3 separate regions of the Homo sapiens genome follow, and regions 1 and 3 are each linked to region 2. A link is a contact called in ENCODE Hi-C data. All regions are on one chromosome and are shown on one strand. The core of a region is the stretch at or near the end of the contact, and the rest is flanking DNA. Distances in the headings are between cores, read along the strand shown.

Region 1 (4,181 bases), core at 1,682-4,181, 2.2 Mb before region 2:
TGGGCTTTCACCATGTTGACTAGGCTGGTCTCGAACTCCTGGCCTCAAGTGATCCACCCACCTCGGCCTCCCAATGTGCTGGGATTGCAGGCATGAGCCATCACACCCAGCCTTTATTATATCCAGTGATTTAACAAAAACCACTTATATTTGGGGTTCTCAGTTATAAGTATTATGTTCGAACACAGAAAGTGAAACTATTTGAAAGTTTCTTGTAGAATTGGCTGGGAAGAAAGGCAATTCATTCCCTTTGAAGGATTTCATTCCCGGGATGTGGCTGCCTGCTTAAAGAGCAGGTTCCATTCTGTAGAGGAAGCTTGGGAGACAAGGAAAGACCCTCATTTCAAAAATATAGCCACTTCACTTCCTGCTGACTTGAGTTTTTGTTTTGTTAAACTGGTTTCTCTTTTAAAACAAATGTCCCCTCAGTAAACTAAGCTCATTTGTTGTTCACACCTGAGAACCAGAGCATCCTCTGCTGATTAGTAAGGAGTTTGGGGGAAGGGGAGTTGCGACTAGGCTGCAGGAGGAAGTGACACTTGGGGGAGGATAGGCCAAGGTGGTGGGATTGATGGGACTCGGAAAGTCCCTGAAAGCAGGGAAACAAAGAAGTGGGAGAAGGGCCAGACAGGGTCGCGCTCACGCTCTAAATCGCACTGGCTCGGCTTTGACTTGCTCTCAAGACACTGGGAACAGCGCGTGAACACCAGAGGGCAGCAGCGCAAGATGAAATTAACAGGGACTCTTCACAGGGCCCCTGGCTTCAGGTCTCAGGGAGAGCCAGCCTTCCCATCCAACCTGGATCTGCCTGGTTTCCTTTGTCCAAAGTCAACCAGGGTGGAAGACTTCAACCAAAGTGGGCAGGGCCCACTTTCATACACATTCCTTCAGGGATTCCTGGTGATGGTCGTTCCCCCTCTCTAGTCCACTGATGCCATCTCTATCACACATTTAACATTGTATTAAAATAGTCTTTAATGTGGGTTATATATGCTTCTTACCTAGCCACACCCTAAGCAATCAGACCTGTGAAATGATGATTTTGGTGTGCTGGTGTGTGTATGTTATAATTATTACATTAGAATATCTATATCACCAGAAAATCATCTATCACCTATAGGATGTATATCACACTTGGAAAAATGTTGCATTACTTCATTAAATTCCCCCCAATGACCCAATGAAGAAAGTGATATTATTCTCCCCATTTTCTAGATGAGGAAACTGAGGCTCAGAGAGGTTAAATATCTTCCTCAAGAATTTTCGCCAGAGCTGGGATTTGAACCAAGGTCTGCTTGACTTAGAAGGCAGTGGTCCTTGCTTTCTCCCGAGGAGAAGGGAGCAGAGATACCTAAAGATGCCTGACTCCCAATCCCATGGGAACATGCCCCCTGCGGGCTCACTTCCTCTCCTCTTTGTCTTCAATTTCTAAGAATGTCTTCTTTTCACTAAAACAAAACACTCCAGAATGCATTCTGCATGAATAAAGACTGCCAACTCCATGGCAGAAATAACATACCTTTTGGGAATGTTTATCACTTCTAAAATGATGATAAAGAAATTCAACAGTTTGTATTTCTGGACGAACTAGGGGAGAAGAGGAAATAAAGTATCTACAGAGTATCACAACACACCTACAGGAAGCTGAGCAAAGTAGACTAATCACACTGGGCCCGGAGGACGGCTGGTAACAGAAACCTCAACGTTTATCTGAAGTGACTGCTCATCCCCGGGCACCACGGTGACAGGTGTGATAGAAAGATAAAACCCTAGACTCTGCTGCTCACCTGCCGTTGGGCCTTGGTCAAGCCACTTCTCTCTGAGCTTCAACTGCCCCATCTGTAAGAGGATAACAATTCCGGCCTCAGGGGGTCATCATAGCAACAAATGAGGAACCTGTAAATTAGTGCGAAAACACCCCACTTACTACTACTGTTTTTAAATGATTGTGAGAGTAAAAAGGGCCTTCGTGTTCAGAACCCAATCAGCTTAGAGTGAATTGTAGCACTTGGCAAATACTGCCTTTTCTGCTTGGAAACTTCACTTAAAAAGAAAAAAAAAATGAGGTCAAAGAGCGATTCCTAAAGCAAAAGAAAATTGCTAAACTTTAGACTATTCCTGACCCCAAAGTCCTCCTTCAGACCATGTTTCCCCTTTTTCACTCATATCTAGCCCAACATGCATAAATCCTTGCTTCTACCAGAGGGCCACACAGAGGAATGGACAGACAGGAAGAGTCTTTGCCCAATTAGTTTCACTTCCTCCCTGGCACCCCATGGTCACAGCCCTGGAGAATTGTTTTCTGCGGCGCTGAGGGCTACATTTTCGTTTTAACCAGCGCAAGGTAGGCAAGAGACTTAAGTCAGAGAGCTTGATGATGTAATGAATTTGCCAGCTGCCAACGACACTAGGACCTCATCACATTTCTTTGTTTTCCTTTCTAACCCCAAATCTAGCAGGCATCCCTGTTCTCATTAACAAAGCCTCCTATTAGCACCATTGCTCCCTAACTACCATCGGACCTCACAGGGAGAAGTTCTGTATCGAGAACAGTAGAGCAAAAAGACAGGAGGAAAGCAAGTCCCCAACATCATGCAGCCCACATACTAGCTCTGGATGGCTTACGTACGATGAAATCTCCAAGATGCCTTCCAAAAACCAGATGACCCTGTCCTTTCTGGAACTACCGCCGTCCCTTGTAACTCTGTAAGCTTCATTTCCAACCTCATCCTGCTCTAACTCGAGCACAAACATAAGTCTGTAGAACCACAGTGGCCTTGGGGGCATCATTCTCTTTGCCTTGTCAACATTTCTATTTTATATCCCTCCCTGCTCCTGTCTAGAGGTTGGTACTCAGTCTCCTGAGACTCATCTTATAGATAGAGCTTGATGGACCACGGGGAGAGGGCATCACTCCTGCTACAGTCTGAATGCACACACCTGGGGCCCAGCTGCCCAACCTTCCACCGCTGAAGTTCAAACAGTTGCATCTTAGACAACTCCTCCACTTCTAATCAGCCCAGCATAGAGGGAGTTTGGAGGTGTCAGACACCCATCAATGGCTGAGAGAGAAAGAAATATAGTGAAAGACCTGTTAGCAGTTCTGTTGTGCCCAACAGAACTCTCATTTGTCTTATGTCTAAAAAGCTGGCCATTGACTTTCAACAGGATTTCACTGATGCTATTAGAAAATATTTTACCACTAAATGAAAATAAAGATAAACTGCCTTTCTGAAGATGCAAAAGGTAAGAGATAATACATAAAAATGCAAGTTGATCAAATTTCACTTGATGTTTGATGACCCTCAGTGTCCCAGAACATTGCTTTGGGAATTATTTTCTCCTTTGATCTTGCAGAACAGTGTGAATGGACATAGAGGCCATTTGTATAAAAGAGGAACCTAAGGACGTAGGGGAAAACAAAAGAATCTGTCAGGGATGGGAAAAGCACACCCATTTAAATATGCAGAAACCTTAATGCCAGTGTCTGGCTAGCTATTAAGCAGTAATTCCTTCTCTATCCCTTATCATATCTACCAGTTACTCTGCAAGATTCTTCAGTGTAAAGAGCACTGTAAAATGTATTTTTCAGATTTATCTCGTCTTTTTGCCAGATCAGCCCACCCCATGCATATCTGCCAGCTGCCTCTTACACAATCCCTCAGAGCCCACGGAGCTGCACTGTGGGCCCTCAGATGATCTGATGCAGGTATAGAACCCCTCCCCCACATTCTTTTCTTGCTAGCTTGCCTCCATTACAAACCATCTTCCTCACTCAGATATTTTCAATCCTGGTAGTTTTTGCTTGTTTGTTTGAGACAGGGTTTCACGCTGTCACCCAGGCTGGAGTGCAGTGGTGCAATCATAGCTCACTGCAGCCTTGACCTCCTGGGCTCAAGTGATTCTCCTTCCTCAGCCTCCCAAAGTGCTGGGTTTACAGGCGTGAGCCACTGCACCTGACTTCCCCAGCAGTTTTGACCGTGATCTCATTTGCCTCTTTCTCCTGATTAGGCCAGCATTAGAGCATCCAAGAGGCTGCATAATATGGAATAAACATAGGTCATTAGATTTAAATCAAAATTCTGGCTTTTTACTTCCTAGCGATGCAAGCTTTGTTGAGTTCCTTAACTTTTCTTAGCACTTCTGCTTTTTAAAAAAAGTTGCTATAATACTAAATCGTA
Region 2 (4,299 bases), core at 1,327-3,826:
CTTTGAGAGCTGCAGTGTCTTACTCAACTTGGTGGCCCCCAGCACTCAGCACTGCAGGGACTCAGGAACTACTGGTGGGTTGGCATAGACCACAGTTCTGAATGATCCTTCCAGAAGTGTAGGACTACTTGGTCAAGAGAACGACCATTCCAGGGAGAACATCTGTAATCACCAATTACTGTCTGATGCCTTTATTGAGGAATGTAGGTAGCTAAGCAGTTTTTCACAGCTCCCTGTCTTCACAAAAACAATAGCACAGGAGCAGCATGAAATTACTTTCTATGCTCTGTCACCAAAAAACTACAAGGTCATTTACCCAATAAAACAAACCTTTTATTTGAGAACTGCCTATCTTAACAAGCTAAACACTTCAATGCAAATGTGAGCTTTATTAGAAGTTTCCACCATGTTATATTTCAGGGACCTATCATTGGCTTGGAAGCCATTTAAAATGACCACCTACACTGTGTACCCCTACAGGCCAGACAGGCTCTTCACCCTCTGGAGACTTCCCTTGAGTGATGGCTGAGACTTCCAGGGTAAATTGTATACAGGCATATTTTCAGTTAGGACATCTCAGGGGAAAAAAAGAAGTTAAATTTCAGAATGTGAGTGGTTATTAGGGCTGGGCAGGAATAGCATTCGGTCTTGGTTCCTCTCTTTCACATATCTGATAGGGTATGCTGGGATGGAATGCCCGCTGGGAGGAATGCATTTCAGATAGCTTGACTCACTAGGCTGGCCTTTCTCACCTTGCTGCCAAGCTTGTGTCTGCAAAGCTCATCTTTCTATGAAGAAAAATCAGAGGCTTAGATCAGAATGGAACTTATTCTCAGGACAGCCCAGGAACACCATAAAAATTTCGGCAAAAATATGTATTTTTATCCACAGCCACTCAAAAACAACTTTTAAAAACACCCTCAAAACAACTCCTTAACAGGGACAGCACTGCTACACACTTGTGACATTAAAAAAAGTAGAAAAAAGTAGAACATATGGTTGCTTCATGCCATCAGATTGACAAAAGAGCTGCACTCCGCAGTTAGGTGTTCTTTTGGGCAGTGTGCCTGGGTGATGTGGGGGTGGGGGTGATGCTGGACCTGGCCAGCTCTGGTCTCCGTGCTGCACCTCAGTGCTTGCTCTGCACACCCTCCTGCGTGCACAGTCTCAACTGGTCTTTCTTCTGTATGTCCTCACCTGAGTATATCCGTGTTGAAATGGAAGTTTCTAGAGGGGAGAACTGAGACCTTCATTAATCAAATCTTTGTATATGCACCAAGGACTCACAAAGAATTATCATCTCTTCTGGTTTGTTATATTTATTTCTGTGTTACTTTCCTCCTTTACCATCCCTCTGTGGACCTAGCTGGTTTTGCTCATAGAAGTTAAAAGCTCTTAGATTCTCTTTGAGTAATGACAACGGCTGGCATTCAGCTAACAGGCCACGGCATCCTGAATCCAAGTTCATCTCTGGGCCTGTCCCCTAAAAGAGTTAAGTGCAGAAACAGCCTCTCAGAAAGCTCTGGGACTGCCTGACCTTAGCAAAGGACAATCTGTCTGCTCCATAATAAAAAGGACCCATTCTCCCGGGATACCTTTGATCCCAACTATAAACAGATCAGGGTGGGAAAGGTCCTCTGGTCATGGGAAAGCCCAGCCTGCTGTTGCCTTTGGTGAGTTAATGAACTACCATATATTTGTGATTCAGGAAGCTGCTTTATAAATATGCTCTACCTGCAACTGTTCAAGGAGGTCAAGGTTCTGTTTGCGTAAGCTGCTGTTGGTTTTCTCTAATTTATCCATTCTTTGGTTGTCACTGAGAGGAGAGGAATCGATAAGTTCTTCTTGAAGGACGTGGTACTCAACTTCATAAGCTTGTAACTGTTTAGCGATGTCCATTTCAAATACCTGTTATAGAAAGAAAAGTCATCACGTACTAAAACTGAGAAAAACCCCACAAGTACAGGCAGGCGTCTGCAATCACGACAATGCGCACCTGTGAAGCGTCTCCTCTACGCTTAGCTCTACACTTGGTACTAGAAGTAATAAATAAGAAAAACTACGCACTGAGAAGGTAATAATTTTACTTGGGACAAAAGGATATAAGAAACATCTAGAAATAATTCCAAGGTAACATTAAGTACAGGTTTTTGATACTCACCTTCCAAAAGCCAAAAAAAAAAAAAAAACCTCTCATTTTTAAAGACATAAAAATTTATTTTTAGTTCTTATTTCACTTCTTTTCTCTGAAAATTCTGTTAGGTTAGATACATCAACTATGGGTTAAAAGGAGAAAAGAAACAAAAGAATCATAGCCTGTTTGCAGAGTCACCAAGTCAAAGTTTAATTATAGTTCAGTTGGGTTTTCAGAGTTACAAGAACAGCTAAGTAATGGGACTGTTTACTAAAAAACTCTCCTTTGCACACAAATATGCAGAAATGAGCCAAAACCCACATGTCACCCACACAGATGAGTGAATACGAAACGATGCCTGAGTTGTCTTCTTTCCCACAATAGTAATGGTGACGAAAACACCACACGTGTGAAAAACAACTCCTAAGTGCCTAAGTGACTCAAGCCGTCCGTGTCTGTACTTTCTCTTGGTAAGGAAGGCAGGGCGGAAAGCAGAATCAGAAGACAGCTGCTGCTGCTGCTGCCCAAGGCATTTCCTTTCTTTCCAGTTGTTTCTATGAGAGAACCCCAGGGGCTGGGGCCTCTCAGCACAGCAGTGAAGCCCTAACGTTTATCTGATGGATCTGAGAATGCAGTCAAGCTGGGACCATCTTAAAAGAAAAAAAAAAAAAACCCTGCTAGATCAGAACACACATTCAGAAAGTGAAGTCAGGCTTTAAAAGGGCAGAAACTGCCTCTCTATTGCATTGCCTTAAGCAACTCCAATATTGTTAAAAATCAGTGTAAAACTACTTCTTCTGATGGCTCCCTACTGGCATTCAAACTAGCCTATCTTCCCTGGAATCAATTTTCAAAAACCATGTTTCCTTTCTCACCATTCCCAACAATCTTATTTTCTCTTCCTTGAGATGAATTTTTCAGCTTGCTGTTTTTGATTCAGTGGATAATATTAATAAGGCACAAAAGTCATTTGATGCCTAAAAACTAAAATCCATTATATCTGTGGGGTGTGTGTGCATGTGTGCGAGGGGAGTAAGAGGGAGAGAGAGAATTGTTTACTGGATTGAACTGATTCTCTTTTGTCCTTCAGAGCGACCGTGAGGTCAGCAGGGATTATTATCTCCATTTGACAGCCGAGGTAACTGGCTCAGAGGCTTTGAGTCAGCCTTAAAATTGCGGCTCCACTGGCGACTCTATGAATGACTTGAGCTCGGTACTTAACCTCTCTCAGCCACAGTTCCTGGCCTCCCACCTGGGGCAGACAGCGCCTACCTCCCAGGATGGCTGTGAGAATTAAACGAGGCAACTCCTGGAAGTTCCCAGCACACGCCTGGCAGGTTGAGCAGGCGCTCTCTTAGCTAAGGGATCTGCTTCCACACACCTGCCACAAAACCCTCACATTTCAACCTCAGCAAAACCATCATCAATGGATGCCACGTCATGGAACTTCTGAATAGTCTGAACAGTAAAAACCACAAATGTTAAAACTGAGATTGTTTGGCACTCATGTATAATTATAAATATGGTGCTGAATAAATGTCATGTACACTATTACTTTTTTTCTTTCACAAAGATTTAAGTGATCTCCTAACCTGGAAAGCCTGGGAACAAAACCTCTGGCTTTTCCTACGGATTGATGTTCTGTGTTAAGTTAATGGCTCTCAGCAGTACCCAAAGCCATAAACTCTTCCAGGCCTCCATTAATCCCTAGGAACCACCCTGGGTCACAATCATCTCTGCTTAATTGCCTGATGATCTCCTGACTGCCAAGACTCCTAGGCCCTTCATTCTGCAGTTATGCCCCTGAATTTACCCCAAACCATGGCAATATGAGGCTGGTGGTCAAAGGAGAACCCTGGTCACTGAACGAGGGCTTCAGCCCTTGGGCTAATTACTTGGGGAAAGAAAAGAATTGGGAGGGGCGCCTGTCCTTGCACACTTAGACAGCACAAGTGATCCACTGCCAGGAGCAGTTCTCAGCCAGAGAAAGAGCAGGAAGGCCTAACATTAAAAACCCAATCCTTTGGTATGTTGTCTCAGATGAATAAAACAGACGAATATTAAAAACTAGGTGTTGATAGGAAAACAAGATATATACACTTTAAGGTGTTTTCATTTCTGGTCTGAGTCACTCCTGAGGCTGGACAAGTGCAGTGCCCACCTCC
Region 3 (4,166 bases), core at 564-3,063, 2.9 Mb before region 2:
CTAATATTTTGTATTTTTAGTAGAGATGGGGTTTCACCATGTTAGCCAGGATGGTGTCAATCTCTTGACCTCATGATCCTGCCCACCTCACCCTCCCAAAGTGCTGGGATTACAGGCATGAGTCACTGCACCCGGCCCAAGATACAGTAATATTTTCTACTGAGTTAAAGATAAGTCATACTATGTTTGGGAGACATCTTATCTCACTCTTACTCCATTTCTTGGTTTTGATCCATTGACTGATTCAACTATCATACTTTAACTTCAAGAGCAATCTTATTTTCTTCATTTGCAAGTCTTGGAGAAAATCTCGTTGCAGCTAGTAAGTTTGGCCTGTAGTCTGTCTGCATCAGAACTCCTAGGTGTTTCTTTTTTTTTTTTTTGAGATGAGTCTTGCTCTGTTGCCCAGGCTGGAGTGCAGTGGCGCGATCTCGGCTCACTGCAAGCTCCACCTCCCAGGTTCACGCCATTCTCCTTCCTCAGCCTCCCGAGTAGCTGGGACTACAGGCGCCCGCTACCGTGCCCGGCTAATTTTTTGTAATTTTTAGTAGAGACGGGGCTTCACCATTCACAGGATGGTCTTGATCTTCTGACCTTGTGATCTGCCTGCCTTGGCCTCCCAAAGTGCTGGGATTACAGGTGTGAGCTACCGCGCCCAGCCTCTCCTAGGTGTTTCTTTAAATGTAGATACCTGGGCCCTACCTGTGCCTTACAGACTCAGACGCAGGTAGTGGGTCTCAGGAACCTGCATTTTAACTTCCTCCTCTATGCATCATTTGAGAAGCATGGCTCAGATTCTGACACAGGAACTGCTTTAGTTAGGGCCTTCTGTTGTGTTTGAAGTGCTGTGTTCCTATTATAATGGATACTGATCTGGCTAACATTTAACAAGAATCACAGCCTTAATGAAAAACGTGGAAAACATTTATTTTCTTTTAAAAAATAATATTTTCTTTTGTTTTTGATAGAATCAAGTAGAAGTGGCCAGGCATGATGGCTTATGCTGTAATCCCAGCACTTTGGGAGGTTGAGGCAGGAGGATTGCTTGAGGCCAGGAGTTTGAGACCAGCCTGGGCAACATAATGAGACTTCATCTCTATAAAAAATAAACAAAAAATTAGCTGGGTATGATGGCACGTGCCTGTAGTCCCAGCTACTCAGGAAGCTGAGGTGGGAGGATCTCCTTGAGCCCCGGAGGTCAAGGCTGCAGTGAGCCAAGATCACACCACTGCACTTCAGCCTGGGAGACAAAGGGTAACCCTGTCTCAAAAAACATTTTTGTTAAAAAAAAAAAAAAAAAAAAAAAAGAGAGAAGAGTTCTTAATTGCTCCTGTGCTCCAGAAATTAAACTACTGGAAATCTCTTCTCTTGTTCTTGTCCCTAAAATGGAATTTGTGCCATAAGCTTTACTGCACTATGAACACTGAATATTTAAATCCCAGCTGTGCTATTACTAAATGGATGATTGTGGCTGAGTCACTTAACACCATACGTTTCCTCCTCTGTCAAATAGGGTTAATAATAGTCTCTGCCTTGTGGGGTGGTTGTGATGATTAACTGAAACAAGACATGTGGGGCACAGAACGTAGTGATTGCCATGTAGTAAGGGCTCAGCAAAAATTGGATTTTATAAATATTCTGGTATGGAAAATTAATTCTCCCACTGAAGGAAAAGCACAGAGAGAGAGTAAAAGAGGGACTACGATTGTGTACACAAACAGAAAATAACTTCAGATAAGCAGCAGAGTAGACTAGAACAAGTAGGCAGGAAGACAGTGTTTCACAACGTAGAGATCCTGCACATGGCAGGCCGGCCTATCTCCATCCGGCCCTGTGGTTTGGCTTGTTCGTCATTGCCCATGAGCCTCGGTCTTACTTGAAGGGGTGAGGAAGGTGATGGGTCCTGAGGGTGGTGCAGCTCCCTGGCCTGGACATCGGGGGTCGGTCTTCTGCTCGTGATACTCCTGCTCGCTGGCTTCATACTTCCCGCGTTACTTCCAGGGGTTACCAGCGTTTCCATCCAGTCATTTCACACACCTCATTGAACAATTTTCCAAGTGTTGGTTTGCTCTCTTCCTTACTACATATTAATGAGGTGTCCAAGACTGCTGTTCAGCACGTATCTAAAATGTTGTTTAACTACATCAGAAGGTAAATCTATAGCTGCTGAAGCGAACTAAAAAGCTGTGTCAATCTGGTGCAGTGGCTCACACCTGTAATCCCAGTGCTTTGGGAGGCTGAGGTGGGAGGATAGTTTGAGGCTAGGAGTTTGAGACCAGCATGGGCAACATAGAAAGACCCCCCCCCATCTCTACCAAAAATAAATAAATAAATAAAATTAGCTAAGTGTAGTGCCGTGCACCTTTAGTACCAGCTACTCGGGAGGCTGAGGCAGAGGATGTCACTTGGGCCCAGGTGGTCAAGGCTATAATTATGCCACTGGCTTCCAGCTTGTGCAACAGAGTGAGACCCTGTCTCTTAAAAACAAGCAACAAACAAAAAAGGCAGCTGCATTGATAATCAGTCAGGTAAAGCATCGTCATTTTCACTTTCAAAAAGTTGTTCTGAGTATTAAGTGTTAGCAAAGATGCTTTTCTCTCTGTAGTATTTTTAGCCTTAACAGTTTTCACTCTTAATTTCAGTGTGAGTGTGGTGTGTGTGGTGTCTGTGCGTGAGTGTGAGAGAGAGAGATGGGGAGGAGGAGGGAGAGTGAGAGCAGTGTTCTGATTGTAGAACACCCTCACAGGTAGAATTGTTATAACTTTCTAATTGCAGACCACTCTCATAGAAGATTCTTAAGGAAACCTCAGCCCACCTTCTGAAGGGATGAGACGAGTAGCATCTTCAAGTGAAATGCCCTCTGGGGTCTGAAGGTTCTAAAAAAAATCCTAGAAAACCAAGGAAGATGGTGAATTATGGAAGAACTACCCAGATGATTTTCAAAGCTGTAAATTAACAAGTGTGTCTGTTTTAGGAGGAGGGGGTGAAAAGTCTAGGGTGTGTGTGTGTGTTTTTCTTTCTTCTTTTCTCTGTTCACTTGCCAAAAACAAACAAAAATGACCTCACTTCAGACACAGGGATAAAAGCAGGAGGAAATTGCTATAGTTAGAACACTATAGGTTTTTTTTCCCCCTGTACTTTTTGGATACATATTTTTAAAAAAATAAATAGGATCACTTACTCTGGCCTAGCACAATTTCATCTAAAGTGTTTTGAAAGTTATAGTCTTAATTTTAGGGACAGAATAGGTTATCGTAAGGGGTGTGAGGGTTTTTAAATGCAAGGCATTTTCCAGGGGACTTTTAAAAATCAATACCAGGAAGCAAAATAAAAAATTTAAAAATCAAAACCCAGCAAGGCACGGTGGCTCACACCTGTAATCCTAGCACTTTGGGAGGCCAAGGCAGGCAGATTTCTTGAGCCCAGGAGTTCGAGACCAGCCTGGGCAAAATGGTGAGATCTCATTTCTACAAAAAAAAAAAAAAAAAAAAAAGCAAAACACACACACACACAACAAAATTAGCCATGCGTAGTGGCACACATCTGTAGTTCCAGCTACTCAGGAGGCTGAGACGAAAGTTGCAGTGAGCCAAGATTGCACCACTGCCCTGCAACCTGGGCAACAGAGTGAAACCTTGCCTCCAAAAAAAAAAAAAATGAAACTCAGTCCAAAATGACCAGAAATCTATGTAGTTAGCAGAGTAAATCTTACCCCTCCCTGCCCCCAACCCCCATTCAGGGTTTCCTTCCTTTCTTTTTCCTCCATTTGCCTCCATAGAGCATATCAACCCAATTTACACCTTCATGAGCTGTAACCTAGAGTCTTTGCTCTGCTTGGCAGAAGAGGAAGAGAAGATGCCACATACAGTTTGGAGTAGGATGATGACACAGTTTTTAAAATGATGGATGCAGTTTGGTATGAAATGAATCACTGTTTAATCTGTGTTACTTTGCTCATATGGACACACTTGGACTCAGCACCCACTTCCTGTGCAATGGCATATTTGGTCTGGGTTACGTTGGGGTGAAGCATTTCCCCCATGAGCTTGCCACAACTCCATCAAGAAGCCTTCTGGAAGTGCGAAAGGTTTGGAATGGTAGGCTGTGGAAATCCTGAGCTGTTTGCTGAGTTTCTCCCTGCCTTCCTCCCTTTCTCCTTTCTTGTG

The links. Hi-C counts contacts between places; a loop is a spot of excess contacts on that map. Pooled maps may share reads with other maps.
Region 1: a map with no recorded cell type shows a loop between it and region 2 (22-fold over the local background). The contact joins the promoter of LINC02265 here to the enhancer-like site in region 2. A Hi-C loop is called at or near these places in 2 of 37 single-sample maps with no recorded cell type and 6 of 50 pooled maps.
Region 3: a loop to region 2 is called in a map with no recorded cell type, with 22 times the contacts of the local background. The contact joins two enhancer-like sites. A Hi-C loop is called at or near these places in 3 of 37 single-sample maps with no recorded cell type and 4 of 50 pooled maps.

What each region holds. Positions count from the first base shown.
Region 1 is chr4:40,305,935-40,310,115 of GRCh38, reverse strand. It overlaps LINC02265 (long intergenic non-protein coding RNA 2265), which reads right to left and starts at 2,931. Exons shown (of 4, transcript NR_121641.1): 1 at 2,630-2,931; 2 at 1,788-1,839. RefSeq lists enhancers at 1-118, 1-188, 119-757, 1,762-1,891, 2,462-2,511 and a silencer at 530-824.
Region 2 is chr4:38,130,693-38,134,991 of GRCh38, reverse strand. It overlaps TBC1D1 (TBC1 domain family member 1), which reads right to left. Exons shown (of 22, transcript NM_001396959.1): 21 at 1,735-1,908. Among named protein-coding and RNA genes, the nearest start is that of PTTG2, 170 kb to the right of the region's middle. RefSeq lists a silencer at 1,915-2,054. Within about 2 kb of position 2,576, at least 28 of the 41 ENCODE cell types and tissues checked have a DNase peak (open chromatin) inside an H3K27ac peak, as active enhancers do.
Region 3 is chr4:40,990,503-40,994,668 of GRCh38, reverse strand. The region is part of intron 6 of APBB2 (amyloid beta precursor protein binding family B member 2); the gene reads left to right. Among named protein-coding and RNA genes, the nearest start is that of APBB2, 220 kb to the left of the region's middle. RefSeq lists a silencer at 3,487-3,556. Within about 2 kb of position 1,813, at least 9 of the 41 ENCODE cell types and tissues checked have a DNase peak (open chromatin) inside an H3K27ac peak, as active enhancers do.